Regions from separate parts of the Homo sapiens genome. Here region 1 is linked to region 2. The links are chromatin loops, found by intact Hi-C in ENCODE. Cell type or tissue: PC-3. All regions are shown on one strand.

Region 1 (8,000 bases), 340 kb before region 2:
TTCTCGGTAAATAGCAACTGCAGTCTTCCAGGCTCAGTGTGCAAACCCTGGAGTAAGCCTCGGCATCTCTCTCTCACATCCCACTTCAATCAGTAAAGAAATCCTACTGGCTGATGACTGAGCCCTTCCCAGAACCTCACCTGCTACTCCCCCGGTCCATTTCTCATCTCCCTACTTCTGCCCTTGCCTCTCTACAGTCTATTCTCCAAGAGTAGCCAGGGTGATCCTTTAAACATCATAATCTGGACCGGGTCACTCTTCTGCTCGCAATCCACCAGTAACTTCCATCTCACTGAGAATGAAATTCCAAGTGCTTATAAAGACCCACTCTCATCAACGCCCTCCCTGGCCATGTGCCTGCACTCTTCTGCTTCTTCCTGCTGTTCTCAAGTATGTTGGGAAGGCTCCCACTCAGGCCCTCTGCACAGCTCCTGCACTGCCTGGAACGTTCTTTCAGGTAGCAGCCTTGCTTGCTTCCTCACCTCCTTCAGTTTTTGCTCAACTTTCCCTTTTGTACCAGACTTATCTGACCGATTTAAAAGTGCATCCCTCTCGTAGCCCCAGCACTACTCTCTCCTTCTCTGCTGCTTTACCTTTCTCCAAAGCACTTGTCATCATTTGACAGGAGGGCATGGGCCTTTGCCAGTGTTGTTCCCCTGTGCAATCCCTATTTGTGGAATGCATAGATGCATGATCCAGAAAGAATTCATTCAGGCTGGTGAGGTCTAAAAGATTAAATGGCTTGATCTGAAACCACAGTCAACTTCGGACTTAAGGACCTCTACCTTGTAAAAACAACAACAACCAAACCACACTTACTAATGTAAAAGTGAACAGATTCCCTCTTTGTGAGAAAAGCAGGGGACTGGTGAATCTACAGGGTTAATTTCTTATATGTAATGAAAATTAGCAAGGTACTACTGCTAAGAAGGAATAATATCCAGTAAACTACTGCCATAACCCAAGCTCAGTGTCCCATCCTGAGCCAGAATCCTGCTAAGTCAGGATGGATCTCATTATGTTGATGGGATCCAAACTGCTCAGCATCCTAAACAGGAACACAGAGATGATCTTCCCACAGAAACATGCAATAAAGAATGGTTGAGTTTAACTGCAATGGTCTACCTGGCATGTGATTGGTCAAAAAGGCTTTTATGTGGGCTGCCTATGGAATAGAGCCATCCTATCCTGCCTCCTTTCTTGGGGAAAATGCACTGTAGGTTCCCAAACTGATCAAGTTTGGACCATAACTCACTGACACACAACATGTTATAAGACAGCAGATGGCACATCAACGTTTTGAAGTAACAAGTTCCTACACTTTAGTACTGGCTGAGGTACAGTCTCTTTAAAAATATATTTTTTAAAAATTAAAATACTGCAGATGCTACTATCAGGGAGACATGCTCTCTCTCTCCACTAAAGGATAATAGTAACTATGAATCCATTATTGTCAGCTTAAAAAAAAATTACTGAGCACATTTTTTTTTACTACTCGGCCAGCTTTGTCAGTCTATCCACAAATCATGTATGTACTTTAATGTTTTTAAACAAATGTAATCAGAATATTAACTGGAAACTCACCTGAAATCACTTGGAAGATCAGAGTCTTCCCCATAGGTTGAATAGATTAAATCAGAATCATCCTTGCTGATATTTGCAAATGTGGAGTCATAATGCGGTGCATAAGAACTGTAGGGCCCATAATTCAAATATAACACTGTTGAAAAAATCAAATACTGTAACACTATTCTTTAACTTGCATGTCAATCTATTTTGTTTTACCAAAAGATTATTTATTCTCTCCTAACTTTACTACTTCATTGGCTGGTTTGCAAATCTAAGATATTTTCTCTCAAACAGGTACTTGTAAAGTTACAACTCAAGTGAATTCTTCCCTACAAGGGAGAGGGAGAGGAACAAGAAAGAACAAAATTCATTTTGAATACTAATACCCAATTTTCCAGTCTCTTCTGAAGTTAATAAAATAGCTAATTAATGTTGCAAAAATACCACCAAGATACTGGTGCCCACCTAGTGAATAAAGCATAATCGTGCTTCCTTTCCCTAATATCCCAAAACAGAGAAGAGAAAAAATGACTCCTATGCAGGAGCCTCACCTGGAGTGACTTTGTTCCTTTTATCCTCTTTGAACCCCTGCAAAGTATTCACTCCAGACTGAAGTCTTCCAGTTGTCATTCCCAGTCTCACAGGGCAGTAGCCTGGCTCTACAACATAAAACAGAGCACAGTGAAGGAGGCCTACATGGCCATGACCCACGGGGCCCTCTGCCGAGTGACTCCGCACAAACCACTGCATGTCATCTGCATGACCGTGAAGGAGGCTGGGAAGCGCTTACTACATCCACTTTTATAAGAAAATCAAAGCTCAGAAAGGCAGAACTATAGCCAGGACCAAAACTCAGACCTGTTCATTACACTCTCCTGCTTCCTGGAATTCTTTATAATCATGTACACTTCACTTAAAAAATTAATTTTTATTAAAAACAAAAGCCACAAAAACTTTTAAAAGCTGGGACTTTTAATGTTAAGATGAAAGTTAACCAGTACAAAGGTTAGTAAAAGACTGAGGGAAAACACCTGCATTAAAGACAAAAGGGCTACTAACACATGAAGGATAAATGAGTATCTATGAAAGGCATACTTTTAGTGCAACGAGAACAGGCATTAGCCAGGAATGAATCCCTGTGATGAAGCTGGGAATACGTGACATAGAGAAATGTCACGTATGGGCACCTGAGGGGACTGCAAAAGATGCTGGCAGGAGAAGATGTGGTCTCCCACAGTATCTAACAGAGGGACATCTGCTCTCCTGAAGAAGAGTCTGAGTTTGTGTCACATGATCAGCCTTCAACGGAGGCTACTGCCATCAGTGACCAGTGTGGTGAAGGCACTGTTAAGCAACTGAACATCTAAATCAGATCTTCTCTCCTCAGCCAACAGTCTGGAATTTGGTTTCCTAATAGGTACGGGTACCAGACAATGAAGCTGAGAAGATGAACAGGGGTGTCTTCTACCTTAAACCATGAAAGTGGCCTACAGAGGGAGCTGTGCACACGGGGAGCCAAGTCAGCTTTGGCCACATTTGATTAGGTCTCAGAAACTGGAAACCCAGGAAACCAGAGCAAGGACAGAGACCACACTCGGCTTCACAGAAAGCAGCAGATCTTAAGGTGTCACCTACATCAGTTAGCTGCATCTCCTAACACCAAATGTTCACCACAGCTATAGTAGAAAGAGCAATGTTCTCAATCCTGTGGCATTCTTTGACCTATGATCATATAAAATTCTACTTGTCTGCATCAAAGTAGAAACTGAGTTTTGTTTTGAAAACAGCACTAGCTCCTTTTCTTCTATTACTGTTCTCCTCCTTTAGAGAACATTCATAGTCCCCTTCTTTCCATCTTCAAATGCTCTTCCCTGCTTCAAGGTTTTCACAACTGCTGTTCTCTCATCCCTTACTCAACCTAAACATCATCTCCTTAAGGATGCCTTCCCTGACCCCCAAACACTAGGTTGGTATCTTCTATTATGATCATAGCTGTTCTTTTCCTTTGTAGTATTTATTCATTATAGACACACACCTGCATAGTACTGATTAAGGACAGACTTCTCTTTATGTGAGTCCTCTTCCCCCGACTCCATAGAACAAGGAAAAGGGACTCCTCTCTCTCTGTTTTGTTCTCTACTACACAGCTAGCTCCTAAGACAGCACCCTGCTCACAGCAAACAATAAACATCAGAGACTGTTTCCTTAAGGGTAAAAATTCTGTCATTATTCATTTTCGTATTTCCAATTACTTCTTTCATTATGACAGTATGAAAATAAATTTGTTGAATAAATTAACATTCTCACATTTGCATATCTCAATACATGATTCTCTCCTCAGACCAGTGACAAAAAGTTCTAATTGTGACATCGAATTTCAAAATATAACCTATATGATTTCCATTAAAACATCATTTGAGAAAACAAAAATATGACTGAGGTTCTAAAGATTCCCAATCTTTACAAACTTTCTACTGACTATAGTGAAAGATACGATGTCACTAAGCATACACCTTCCATTATTATTAAGGCACTATGTGGCATATACATTCATTTTATTCCCTGAAATAAACAGTTAAATTTATAATATCATATTCTGTGTGTATGAGATACCTCTAAACTGAGTGTCTATACTAAAGTCTCTTAAAACCAGGGCTAGGAATTACTATCTAAAAGTTATGGCTTTGTTAATGGCGGGTTTAAAATATTTCAGGGACTTTGAATTTTAAGGAAAACTTGATATACTGTACCTATTTCAAGATGAAGTGAAAGTTAGGCTAGCTGTTACCATGAAATACATGATGTCTAGCTAGATCCTTTGTGCATAATGACACAGACTGATCAATATTCAAGCTTGTTGCTTTAAAATGTTAACCCAGGTTACTGTTCTCTGCCAAATAGCATCAAGTTCATGCACAGTTTTACTCTGATCCTACCTCCTACAATGGGATCCACAGGATGGAGAAGTCCCAACGTCGTTGTTCCATCTGGTTTTCTTCTTTCAAATTCGCACTGCAATGACCCAAAGTATTCAGATGGAATGAAGTGTTTTATACAAACAGGCTGAGTATCCTTTATCCGAAATGCTTGATACCAGAGTGTTGTGGATTGCAGATTTTCCCAGATTTTGGAATATTTACATATACATAATGAGATATCTTAGGGATGGAACATAAAATTCATTTATGTTTCATATACACTTTACAGATACAGCCAGAAAATAATTTTATACAATAAATAATTTTGTGCACCCGTCACATGAGGTCAGGTGTGGAAGTTTCCACTTATGTCATCATGTCGGAGCTCAAAAAATTTCAGATTTTGGAGAATTTCAGATTTCGAATTTCTGGATTAGGGATGCTCAGCCTGTACCATATTCATATATGCAGCAAACCACAAAGGCTTATTTTAACCAAACTAATATTACAGGTGGCTAATCATTAAACTCAAGATACTGACTTTCACACAGGGGATGATGGGCTAGAGAAATGGAGGTGAAGAAAATCTCAGAATTCTAAGAGCTCTGTGGGTCCTTAAGGCCACCTAGTCCTCCCCAGTCTATCAAAAAAGGCTACTATGGACCAGGTGAGGGCAGTGGCTTGCTTAAAGGCATGTATACACCTACTTGGCTTTAAAACCAACGTGACAGGGACCCACCATCTCACTGCCACCCAAGACATGGCTTCTGTTCCTAAGTCCCTGTTAAATGTTTCTTTCTGGAAACATTTAAGCTGGAACATGTGGTGAGCTAGTCAGGAGTGGAGGGACCAAGAAATGGGCAAAGGGAAGGAAGCATCCGTGGAGGAAATCCCAGGTGGCAGCCACTTCCTCGTTGAGTGGTATGGCTCATGTTTTAGATGCCTGTGCGTGAGTACAAGGACGCCCTGAAAACACTAGTGTATTTGGAGTGATTGTCGGCTGAGAGCCATCCATCGCACTGTGGTCAGGAAGGGCAGCCGGCAGCCACTGCAGCAAGATGGCCACTTTTGTGGGCTGCTTGTTTGGCAACAGGAGCCCAGCTAGCAGCAGAAGCAAAAGTAAAACAACCTGAGTAGGAATTACAATTAGGAAAAATATTTTTTAAAAAAGAGCTCTATATTCAAATGTCGGCTCAGTTAAAACTGCTATTTGGGCTATACATATACACACATATGTCTACTGTTTTAACGCCGCTGTAATGGCTCTGTAAAATGTCTCAGTCAACTGAGTTCTGTTTGGCTGTCCCCCCTTCCTCTTGCCACCCTCGATACCATATTAGGGACCTAAAGGAATTTCTGGCAGCTTGTGATCTCTTGAGTAAACAGAAAAGGCATCAAAGACTCCTCTTTTTGGGAAGAATCTCTGTTTTTCCTCACAGAATACCAAGAGTTGTAAGCAGACAGATTCCTCTCAGATCTAAAACTCTGCTCTTTTCTGTATTGTATTACCTGATCTCTTCAGCTTTCTGGGGACCCAGGATTCAGTGATTTGGGGTGATCTAAAACCTGCCTTCCAGTAAGTATTAGGCCCTAAAAACTGCATGCTTTCTTGGCCCTGTTCCTTAAAGGGCTCCCTCTTGAAACCAGTAATCTAATAAGGAAACAAGTTAAGTTGAAAAGAGGACACTTTTTTTTTTTTTTTTTTTTTGAGACAGAGTCTCGCTCTGTTGCCCAGGCTAGAGTGCAGAGGTGCAATCTTGGCTCACTGCAACCTCCTTCTGGCAATCAACTTGTTTTCAGGTAATGGTGTTTAGGTATAGCTTCTGTGCCTCTGAGATGTAAATTTTCTACCTTGTTTCGTCTACTTTGTTATGACTTTGGAAATGACTGATAGTCTAAGAGGGGGAGAGAAAGTGAAAACTGGCAAATGAAGAATCTTATAAATCTACAAGATCTGCTTCTGTGTGTTTGTATGTCTATATATGTGTCATGTGTATGTGATGTATCACTACCAAAATATACGAAAGAGCTCTAATCAACTGACCAAAGAAAAGTAAGTGCTTAAATCAATTATTTTATTTAAAAAAAACAGAATTTCGCTCAAATGCCCTTTAGTTCACACAACTTTAGTAATCCTTGGTAAATAAAACTAGTTTCAAAATTCTCTTCAGTAATTTTAAATCTTAAAGTCATGTTATATTAAGTAATCTTAGGGTTTTCACTTGAAATTAGGGTTACTAAAAGTTAAAATAGTTAATATGTTATTAAAATTACTAGATATAAGAGAAACAATTCTATATACATAGTATATAAAGAAAAATGTATTTTTGGTAAAGATACAATATCAATTTACAAAAATCAGTAGCATTTCTATAAACCAATAATGTTCAAGCTGAGCACCAATTCAAGAATGCAATCCTATTCACAACAGCCACAGAAAAAATAAAATACCTAAGAATATATGTAAAGAGGTGAAAGATCTCTAGAAGAACTAAAAAACACTGCTGAAAGAAATCATATATGACACAAATGGAAAAACATCCCATGCTCATGGAATAATCAATATTGTTAAAACGTCCATACTGTCTAAAGCAATCTACAGATTCAATGCTATTCCTATCAAATTCCCAACATCATTCTTCACAGATTCAGAAAAAACTATTCTAAAATTCACATGGAACCAAAAAGGAGCCTGAAGTGCCAAAGCAATTCTAAGCAAAAAGAACAAAGTCAGAGGCATCACATTACCCAATTTCAAACTATACTACAGGCTGGGCACGGTGGCTCATGTCTGTAATCCTAGCACTTTGGGAGGCTGAGTTGGGTGGATTGCTTGAGTTCAGGAGTTTGAGACCTGCCTGGGCAATATGGTGAAACCTCATTTCTACAAAAAATACAAAAATTAGCCGGACATGGTGTCACGCACCTGTACTTTCAGCCACTTGGAAGGCTGAGGCAGGAGAATTGCTTGAGCTCCCAAGGTGGAGGCTGTAGTGAGCCAAGATTGTGCCACTGCACACTCCAGCCTGGGCGACAGAGTGACACCCTGTCTCAAAATCAAACCAAACCAAACAAAAGCTCCCATAAAACTACAAGGCTACAATAACCAAAACAGCATGATACTGATAAAAATAAACAAAATAACTCACAGACCAATGGAACAGAATAGAGAACCCAGAAATAAAGCCACATACATACAACCGACTGATCTTTGACAAAGTCGACAAAAATAAACAAAGTAGAAAGACCACTCAATAAATGGCGCTAAGAAAACTGGCTAACCATGTGCAGAAGAATGAAACTGAACTCCTATCTCTCACAATATACAAACATTAACTCCAAATGGATTAAACACTTAAATGTACGACCTCAAATTATAAAAATCCTAGAATAAAACCTTGGAAATACTCTTCTGGACATGGGCCTCGGCAAAGAATTTTCTATGTTCTCAAAAGCAAAAGTGACAAAAACAAAAATTCACAAGTGGGACCTAATTAAACTACAGAGCTTCTG
Region 2 (8,000 bases):
CGGAGTAAAGAGGCTGCAAAGACACAGGGGAAAATCTGTCTTGGCGAGGGCTGCTCTGCCGAAAGCCTGCTACACAAGGGCTGTGCAGTGAGGTGCAGGGAGAGGAGTCATGAGAGATGACCCCCAAGGAAAACAGCCAAGGGTCTCAGTGGACCCTCCTGCTAAACATGGTGATGCTGTATAGAAGTGGGGTCCTGAAATCTCATGACTGGATGATTTCATCCCAATGACTCCAAGACTTTTTTTTTTTGAGACAGGGTCTTGCTTTGTCACCCAGGCTGCAGTGCAGTGGCACAATCATAGCTCACTGCAGCCTCGAACTCCTGGGCTCAAGTGATCCTCCCACCTCAGCCTCCCAATTATCTGGGACTATAGGCATGCATCACCATGCCCAGCTAATTTTTTAATTTTTTGTAGAGATGGCATCTCACTATGTTGCCCAGGCTGGTCTTGAATTCCTGACCTCCAGGGATCCTCCCACCTCAGCTTCCCAAAGTGCTGGAAATTACAGACATGAGCCATGGTACCTGGCCTCCACATGCGTCATTTTGAAAAATTCATGTTTAAAAAAGAAATCAGGTTTACACCTTTCTTTTGGGGTGCATGCTTTTGTTTCTAAACACTTGGAATAGGAAAACAACCCTAGAGGCAAGAGGTAGGAGAGCTGAGTTCAAGTCTTTGCTCTTCTACTCATTCCTTCTGTGGCTCTGAGGCTCTTTTTCCATCAGCAAAACCATCCCAGTGGCTCCCAAATGGTGCTCCATCAAAGCCTAGGGGTGCCCTCGATAGGCCTAAGGCAGAGCTCCCTTGCTTCCCAGCTAGAAAAACTTGGCTTTGGCCTCTTTTACATGTTGAGTTTCTGTATCAAATTCCATTTGAAGAAAAGACTCTGTGGCTTAAAAAAAAGTCTGTACCTTGCACTGCAGCAGCTCTGTAATCCCTTCCAACCCAAATATCCCAAGATTCTCCATCAGAATGACAAATGTTCTTCCAACAGCCTTCGTCCTGTTTAGAGGTTGTCATTAAGTGTTCTTTCTGCTGACTGCTTCCTGGAGAGTGGCCTCATGTTTATCCACAGGAGCCTTCATCTTCTGGGGCATGATGCTGCTGAGCACGATCTTCATGCTGGGGCCCTGGGGGACCCTGGGAGAGAGGAGAAAGCAAGCATGGGGACGAGGTGGCGCTCTTTTGAGAGCCCAGAGGCTTGGCATCCCAAGGCTGGGGAAGAGGCTTCAAGGAGAGCAGGCTGGGATGGGTGGGCAGGGTGGCACAGTGGGTAAAGCACAGGCTCTGAAGTCAGATCCCAGCTCTGTCTCTTACAAGCCATGTGACTGTGGGCTAAGCTCTTGTTTTCAGTCCTTTCACCTTAAAATGGGGGCAGTAATAAGGCCTACCTCATAGGGCCACTGTAAGGGTTAAGTGGGCCAAGTTCATAAGGTACTAAGCCAGGGCCTGGCATGAGTGCCCTCCACATACAAGGCATGGGTAATTGGTGGCTATATTTATGTGGAGGCTGCTTGGAGTCTCAGAGCGAATCCAGGGAAGGCAGGAGCATTGGATGGACTGGTGCTGATCACTTCCTATCCCAGACAGGTCCTTTCAGGAACCCTGTGCCAACACATCCCCAGATCTCACTACTGTCTACAGACAATGTATCAGCTAGCTATTCCTACATAACAAACAGCCCCAAAACAACAATAACATCTGATTTGAGTTCACAAAACACATGGCTGAGAATTGGCTGATCTTGGCTGAGTTCACCCACATGTCGGAGTGGGCTGGCGTCAACGGATCTCAGCTGCCCTTGGCTCAGATCCATGTGTCACCTCATCCTGTGTCTCCAGCCGGATACCCTGGGCATTTTCTTCTCATGACAACAACAGAAGCTCAAGGGGGCAAGTGAAATGCACGAGGTCTCTTGAGGCCAAGGCTTGGAGCTGGCACACTGTCCCTTCTGCCACATGACATGGGCCGAAGCCAGTGTCCAGGACAGCCCGGACTCAAAGGGGAGGGAAATTAACCGTGCTTGTTTAGTGACAAGAACTGCAAATGTGTGTGGCAAATGGCATGGAGACGAGGGATGAAGACCCAGGCCATCCCTGCAATTCACCACACACTAGTATGTTAAGGAGGTGCCTGTGAGGAACTTTTGGCCCCCTAGCTGGTTGCTATTCCTGATTCTTTCCTTAGGGAATCTGGGGCTTTGGGGTCAGAACACTGTGCTCGCCTCAGGCTCAAACTCTAGCTCTGTCTGACTGCTATCATACTTGGTGCCTAATAAATATTGACTTTATATTTGCTGCCCCAATTTATTCTTTTATTAACATATTTATATTTTTAAATTTTAACATTTTGTTTTTGTTTTCTGTTGTTTTTTGGTTTGTTTTTTGTTTTTTTGAGACAGAATCTCACTCTGTTGCCCAGGCTGCAGGGCCTTGGCACGATCTCGACTCACTGCAACCTCTGCCTCCTGAGTTCAAGAAATTCTCCTGCTTCAGCCTCTCAGGTAGCTGGGATTACAGGCTCCCACCACTACACCCAGCTAATTTTTGTATTTTTAGTAGAGGCAGGGTTTCACCATGTTGGCCTGGCTGGTCTCAAACTCCTGACTTTAGGTGATCCGTCCGCCTCGGCCTCCCAAAGTGCTGGGATTACAGGCATGAGCCTCCGCACTCGGCCAATTTTAACATTTTTAAATTTTAATTTCTTTTTGTAGAGACAGGGTCTCACTATGTTGGCCAGGCTGGTCTCAAACTCCTGGCCTCAAGTGATCCTCTCACCTCAGCCACCCAAAGTGCCGGGATTACAGGTGTGAGTTGCTGCACCCAGCCTATTAAGATATTCTTATTGTGAAATAGAACACACGGAGAAAAGTGCATAAAAGTGTACAGCTTAACAAATTATTACTAAGCAAATACTTTTACAACCATCACCCTAGAGTAAGAACTGAGACTCCTCACTGTCCCCATCCCAGTCAAAACCTCCTCACCCCCTCGAAGTGATAACCACCATCTCAACTTTTATAGTAACCCTTTCTGCTTTTTTTAATTTCAGGAGTTGTGATGGTTAATTTTATGTCAGCTTAACCGGGCCATGGGATGCCCGGATGTCTGCTTAAACATTATTTCTGGGTATGTCTGCTAGGATAGATTAGCATTGGAGTTGATGCCCTGAGTGTGACAGACGGTCTTCCCCCATGTGAACGGGCATCTTCCAACTCACTGAAGGCCTGTTCGGAACAAAAAAGGCAGAGGACCGTTGGATTTGCCTCCTCTCTGATCGCCAAGCTGGAGCCTGGATCTCCTGCTCTTAGCATTCTTGGTTCCCAGGCCTGCAGACCTGGACTAGAGTCTACACTGTCAGCTCGCTGGCTCTCAGGCCTTCAAACTGCACCACCGGCCTTCCTGGGTCTCCAGCTTGCAGATGGCAGATGCTGGGACTTCTCAGCCGCCATAATTCTAGGAGCTCATCGCTTATACTAAATCTCATTATATGCAAATATATAGACATATACTATATGTCCATATCCATATCTATCTCTGCTCTTGGTTCTTTTTCTCCGGAGAACCCTAGTACAGGAGTTTTGCCATCTAAGCAAGCATGCTTCAGCCCTCTGGTTGAGTCCGACCTGCCCTTGGCCTTCAGGAAATGGAACCACACAGGCTGCATCCGTCTGTGTCTGGCTTCTTTCATGCAGTCTCTTGTGAGGTTCATCCACTTCCTTGTGTCCAAGCATAGCTTGTTTCATAACTGCCTCATGTTCCACATAAGAATACCCCAAGTCCCTTCTCTGTTTTATGGTTCGCAGACACTTGGGTTGTTTCCAGCTGGGGGACAGTATCAGGAGCTGTTCCTGCTGTGCAGTTGTGGTACATGTCTTTTGGTGAGCATGCTTGCCTATCTGTCTATAGGGTATATTCCTAAGGGCGGCATTGCTGGGTACTTACAGGACAGTTTACGTTCAGCTTTGAGGAATGGTGCCAAATGGTTTTCTTAAGTGGTTGTACCATTTATACTCTAACAAGCAGGGAACGTCATTTCTCTTTTCTTTTCCTCCCAGCCTCCTTCCATTTTCCTTTCTTATACTTATTTATCCAACCCACATTACTCACAGTCTCTATAGCCTTGTGTGTCTACTGGTGAATTAAAAGGTCACTAGTGGTGTCCTCTGGGAGTCCTCTTCTCACTCCCCCAGTTCAGTAGGCAGATGGGTGGGGAGTCCCCCACGCCATCTGGGTCCTGAAAAGGTGGGAGATGGGATCTGGGAGGAGCAGGTTATTCAATCTCTCCCCCTGGAAAGCGACGTGGCGCGGGCCTTACTGGGGAAGGGCCTCTCCCCCCAGACCGAGAGAGGCGCAGTTAGGCCCGTTCTCGGAAGCCATGGCCGATCCTGCTCCTGGGGGCGCTGATACTGGCTATTTGCAGCGCCCTCTCTTGTGAAACCCTGCGGATTCCGCTTGCGGGAAGTGGAGGGCGGTGGCCTCCGCCTTTTGGGGCTTCTGGGCTGAGGGAAGAGGATGGAGGGGCAGAAAGGGAGTGAGGTCCCAAACCCCAAGTGGAGGTCGCCCGGGGACCCCCCATCAAAACACTTGCTGGGGAGAGGTTATAGAGGCAGCAAAGCTCTTTCCAGCATGATTTCAAATCCCGTCTAAGGGCTTTCAGAAGCCTGGAGAAAGTTTCGGTTTCCCAGCTGTTTCAGCTTTTTCCGCCCGCACCGCGGCGATGCGTTCGGAGCCGCCGAGGCGGCAGCGCCATCTGCTGTCTACTTTTTAAATTGCAGGATCAGATCCTCTCGGTCTCTCCAGACCTGCCCCGTGGAAAGGGAATAAGATTAAACCAGTAAAAATAGCTTAGATCACCTGAGGTCAGGAATTCGAGACCAGCCTGGCCAACATGGCGAAACCCCGTCTCTACTAAAAAAAGTACAAAAATTAGCCGGGCGTGGTGGCGGGCGCCTGTAATCCCAGCTACTCAGGAGGCTGAGACAGGAGAATCGCTTGAACCCAGGAGGCGGAGTTTGCAGTGAGCCTATATCACGCCACTGCACTCCAGGCTGGGAGACAAGAACGAGACTCTGTCTCAAAAAGAAAAAAATAGTTTAAAGGCCAGGAGCGGTGGCTCATAGCTGTAATCCCATCACTTTGGGAGGCCGAGGTGAGTGGATCACAATGTCAGGAGTTCGAGACCAGCCTGGCCAACATGGTAAAACCCCTGTCTCTACTAAAAATACAAAAATTAGCCAGGCGTGGTGGCGGGCGCCTGTAATCTCAGCTGCTTGGGAGGCTGAGGCAGGAGAATCAGTTGAACCCAGGAGGCAGAAGTTGCAGTGAGCCAAGATCGTGCCACCGCACTCCAGCCTGGCCACAGAGCAAGACTCCATCTAAAAAAAAAAAAATTTAAAATGCCGACAGCCACTGTTATGCAAAGTTCAAGGGCCTCTCTCACACTTAGCTGGGGGAGGAGTGAATACAGCCTTTCTGAAGAAAGAAAAATTAAGTAATAGCAAAATCATTAAGTGTTTATGATTCATAAATACAGTTTTTGTCAACTAAAAAAATAAAATATGTAGAAGTCAAAAAAGTGTCTATGATTCAGAAATGCCACCGTTAGAAGTTGCCATAAGAGTGCACACAAAAAGGACATATGGGTCAAAGTGTTTGCAGCAGTGTTGTCCCAAATAAGGACATTTTGCAACATTGTGGGGTGGTTAAAATAACTATAGAATATGCATTAGAATACAATGAAACCATTAAACATAATGTGGAAGAATATTGTATATTATAGGGAAATGCTCATAATATATAGTGACAATTTAAAAAGCAGATTACAAAACAATATGCCAAGACATGATTTCTGCCCAAGTCTGCCCTGATGGGTGAGCTAACCAAGGTTGCTGCACTGTGAGGGCATAGGGGCTGCCCCTCAGCCCCCACCCCAGCCACTGGGCTCCTCAGGAAAGGACACGTGAGTGTTTACTGCACATCCTACAGATGAGGAGCTCACAAGGACCCTGGATGGGGGAGTCCTCTGAGGTTGCTGGAGCTGCTGCAGCCATCTTGTCACTGCCAGGGGAGAGCTCTCTCTGAGAGCGAAGGCACAGTGGAGGAAAGCAGAACTAAGAAGAGACAGAGAAAGCGAAAGTGGGAGAGAGAGAGAGATATGAGGTGACAAGTGTGGGTCCTTGGATCCTGCTTGGTGTAAAGCTAGCCTGCTCCTGGACTTTACAGATAATAAATTCCTTCCTCATCAGATTAACCTGGGTTTTTGTGGCTTGTAACCAAAAGGGTCTGCACGGCCCACACACAGGCTCCCAGCTCATTTCCTTTGCAATGAGTGGTAACTGGAGGCGGGCGGTGCATGGACCTGCCTTGCAAGGCTTCTCTGTTAGTGGTGCCTGGAGCCCACTCTCTCAGCTGGCACAGCCAGTGTGACACATCAGTCCGGGTGTGTCCTGGACCTACCCCCTTTCTGGGTGCAAACCAGAACTGAGGATGCCGAGGGTGGTGGGGGGGTAGTTTCCTGCCTCAGGGCTGTGCTCCTGCTACCTCTTTGCCTAAAATTCTCCCCTCTCTGTGCTCCCAGGGCCAGCTCCTTTGTATGCTCTGTGATTCTTTGAACAGCGCCCCCTCTGAGAAGCCTTCCCTGACCACCTGGCTGAGGACATCATTCTGTCCCAGCTTCCATTTGCTTTGGGAGTGGCCTCCTGACACTTCACTTCCGTGAGGCAGGGACCAGTTCTGTCCTGGTCACTGCTGTATCCCCAGCTCTAGATAAGGCCTGAGACATCGTAGGAGTGCCAGGGATCTTTGGTTACTGAGAAAACGAGCAGCTAGATCAAGGTTCCCAACACCAACACGCTGGGGACATGTTGGGAGTCAACTTAGCCCTACCAGCAGGTGGAACTAGTTTTGCTGCTCCAAAACAGAGTTCTAGCTATGGGGACAGCCACTAGAGAGCAGAGCTAAGTCCATGCTATGCTGAGGGGCCACAGTCTGCCCTGAACTGTGCCTCCCAGCCTGGAGCTAGTGAGGGGGCCGAGCCTGGGAGCTGACAGATGAGGGCTCGGCGTGGGGACTTTTGGAGGGGAGGGCATTTTCTTGATCTTACCATGGGGGCAACAGCTAGATGGGTAGGGGGGGACCCACTCAAGGACATACTGCGGCTTCAGGCTTCGACCAGCCCAGAACGCTCGCTCCATCTGAGGGTCTTGATATCAGGGTGTGGCGTCAGGAGCCGGAGCCTACGGGTTGAAAGCCAAGAGTGGGCAATCAAAGCTGAAACCAGGCCCACGACTTAGGAGCTGGAGAGCACACAGGGCTGAACACTCGAGTTGGTGACCAGGAAACCAGGGAGCAAAGTCTCCAGGGTGCTTGGGCAAGACCCCAGATGGTCTGCAGCAACGCACGGGCAACACGGGATGATCAGCGCTACGTGGTGAGAAACTTACCTCCTTTTGCAGGACAACATTTTCCAGTCCTTCTGAGTAAATCAAAGAGAAGTCTCAGCTTGGTGATTGCAGGTCTCTAATGCTTATTTCTCTGTCTCTGTCTCTCTCTCTTTTAACAAAAGTCTACCAGCGGCCTCAGGCTCAGGGCCTGTCTCAGGTAAAAGCGGGTTAGGGTGTAATAACAGTGATCGGTTTCATTGTGTTTATTTTTGTAGCTACTTTCTAATTATAGCAAGTGATTCTGAGTTTCCATTTAGGATAGTAATAGGAAGTTTCTTTTTCAAGTAAATGTGCATAAGTAAAAGGAGACTGCTCAAAGGAAAACAGCTGGTGATTGATAGAACAGGCTGTGGCATTGTTGGGCCCCAGAGGGAAGGGCTGTGTGAGCATGCAGGAAATTCTGGGAAGGCAGCTAAATGCAGTTGCTGCATGGGGGCCAGGAAGCATTTGGAGACGTGGCTGGGCACAGCTTGGCTTTTGAGCCCAAGAGAGGCCTGCTGGGGATGTGTTGGGAGCCAACCTACCCCTACCAGCAGGTGGAACTGGTTTTGCC

Evidence for each region. Hi-C counts contacts between places; a loop is a spot of excess contacts. Peaks named below come from ENCODE experiments on the same cell type or tissue, not always from the same donor. Only the 100,000 strongest peaks of a DNase experiment are listed, where the experiment ranks them.
Region 1: a loop joins it to region 2, with 20 times the contacts of the local background. A loop is called at or near these places in 18 of 110 quality-filtered maps.

What each region holds. Positions count from the first base shown.
Region 1 is chr16:50,324,164-50,332,163 of GRCh38, forward strand. BRD7 (bromodomain containing 7) reads right to left here. Exons shown (of 17, transcript NM_013263.5): 9 at 4,506-4,581; 10 at 2,121-2,228; 11 at 1,585-1,720. Among named protein-coding and RNA genes, the nearest start is that of MIR6771, 36 kb to the left of the region's middle. RefSeq lists an enhancer at 3,197-3,246. In PC-3, a CTCF peak has its summit at 3,064 (motif pointing right); no DNase peak of the experiment used is centred here.
Region 2 is chr16:50,660,802-50,668,801 of GRCh38, forward strand. It overlaps a transcript of SNX20 not described here. Among named protein-coding and RNA genes, the nearest start is that of SNX20, 17 kb to the right of the region's middle. RefSeq lists enhancers at 4,415-4,916, 5,981-6,500 and a silencer at 4,752-4,841. In PC-3, a CTCF peak has its summit at 4,748 (motif pointing left); no DNase peak of the experiment used is centred here; H3K4me3 peaks cover 818 bases.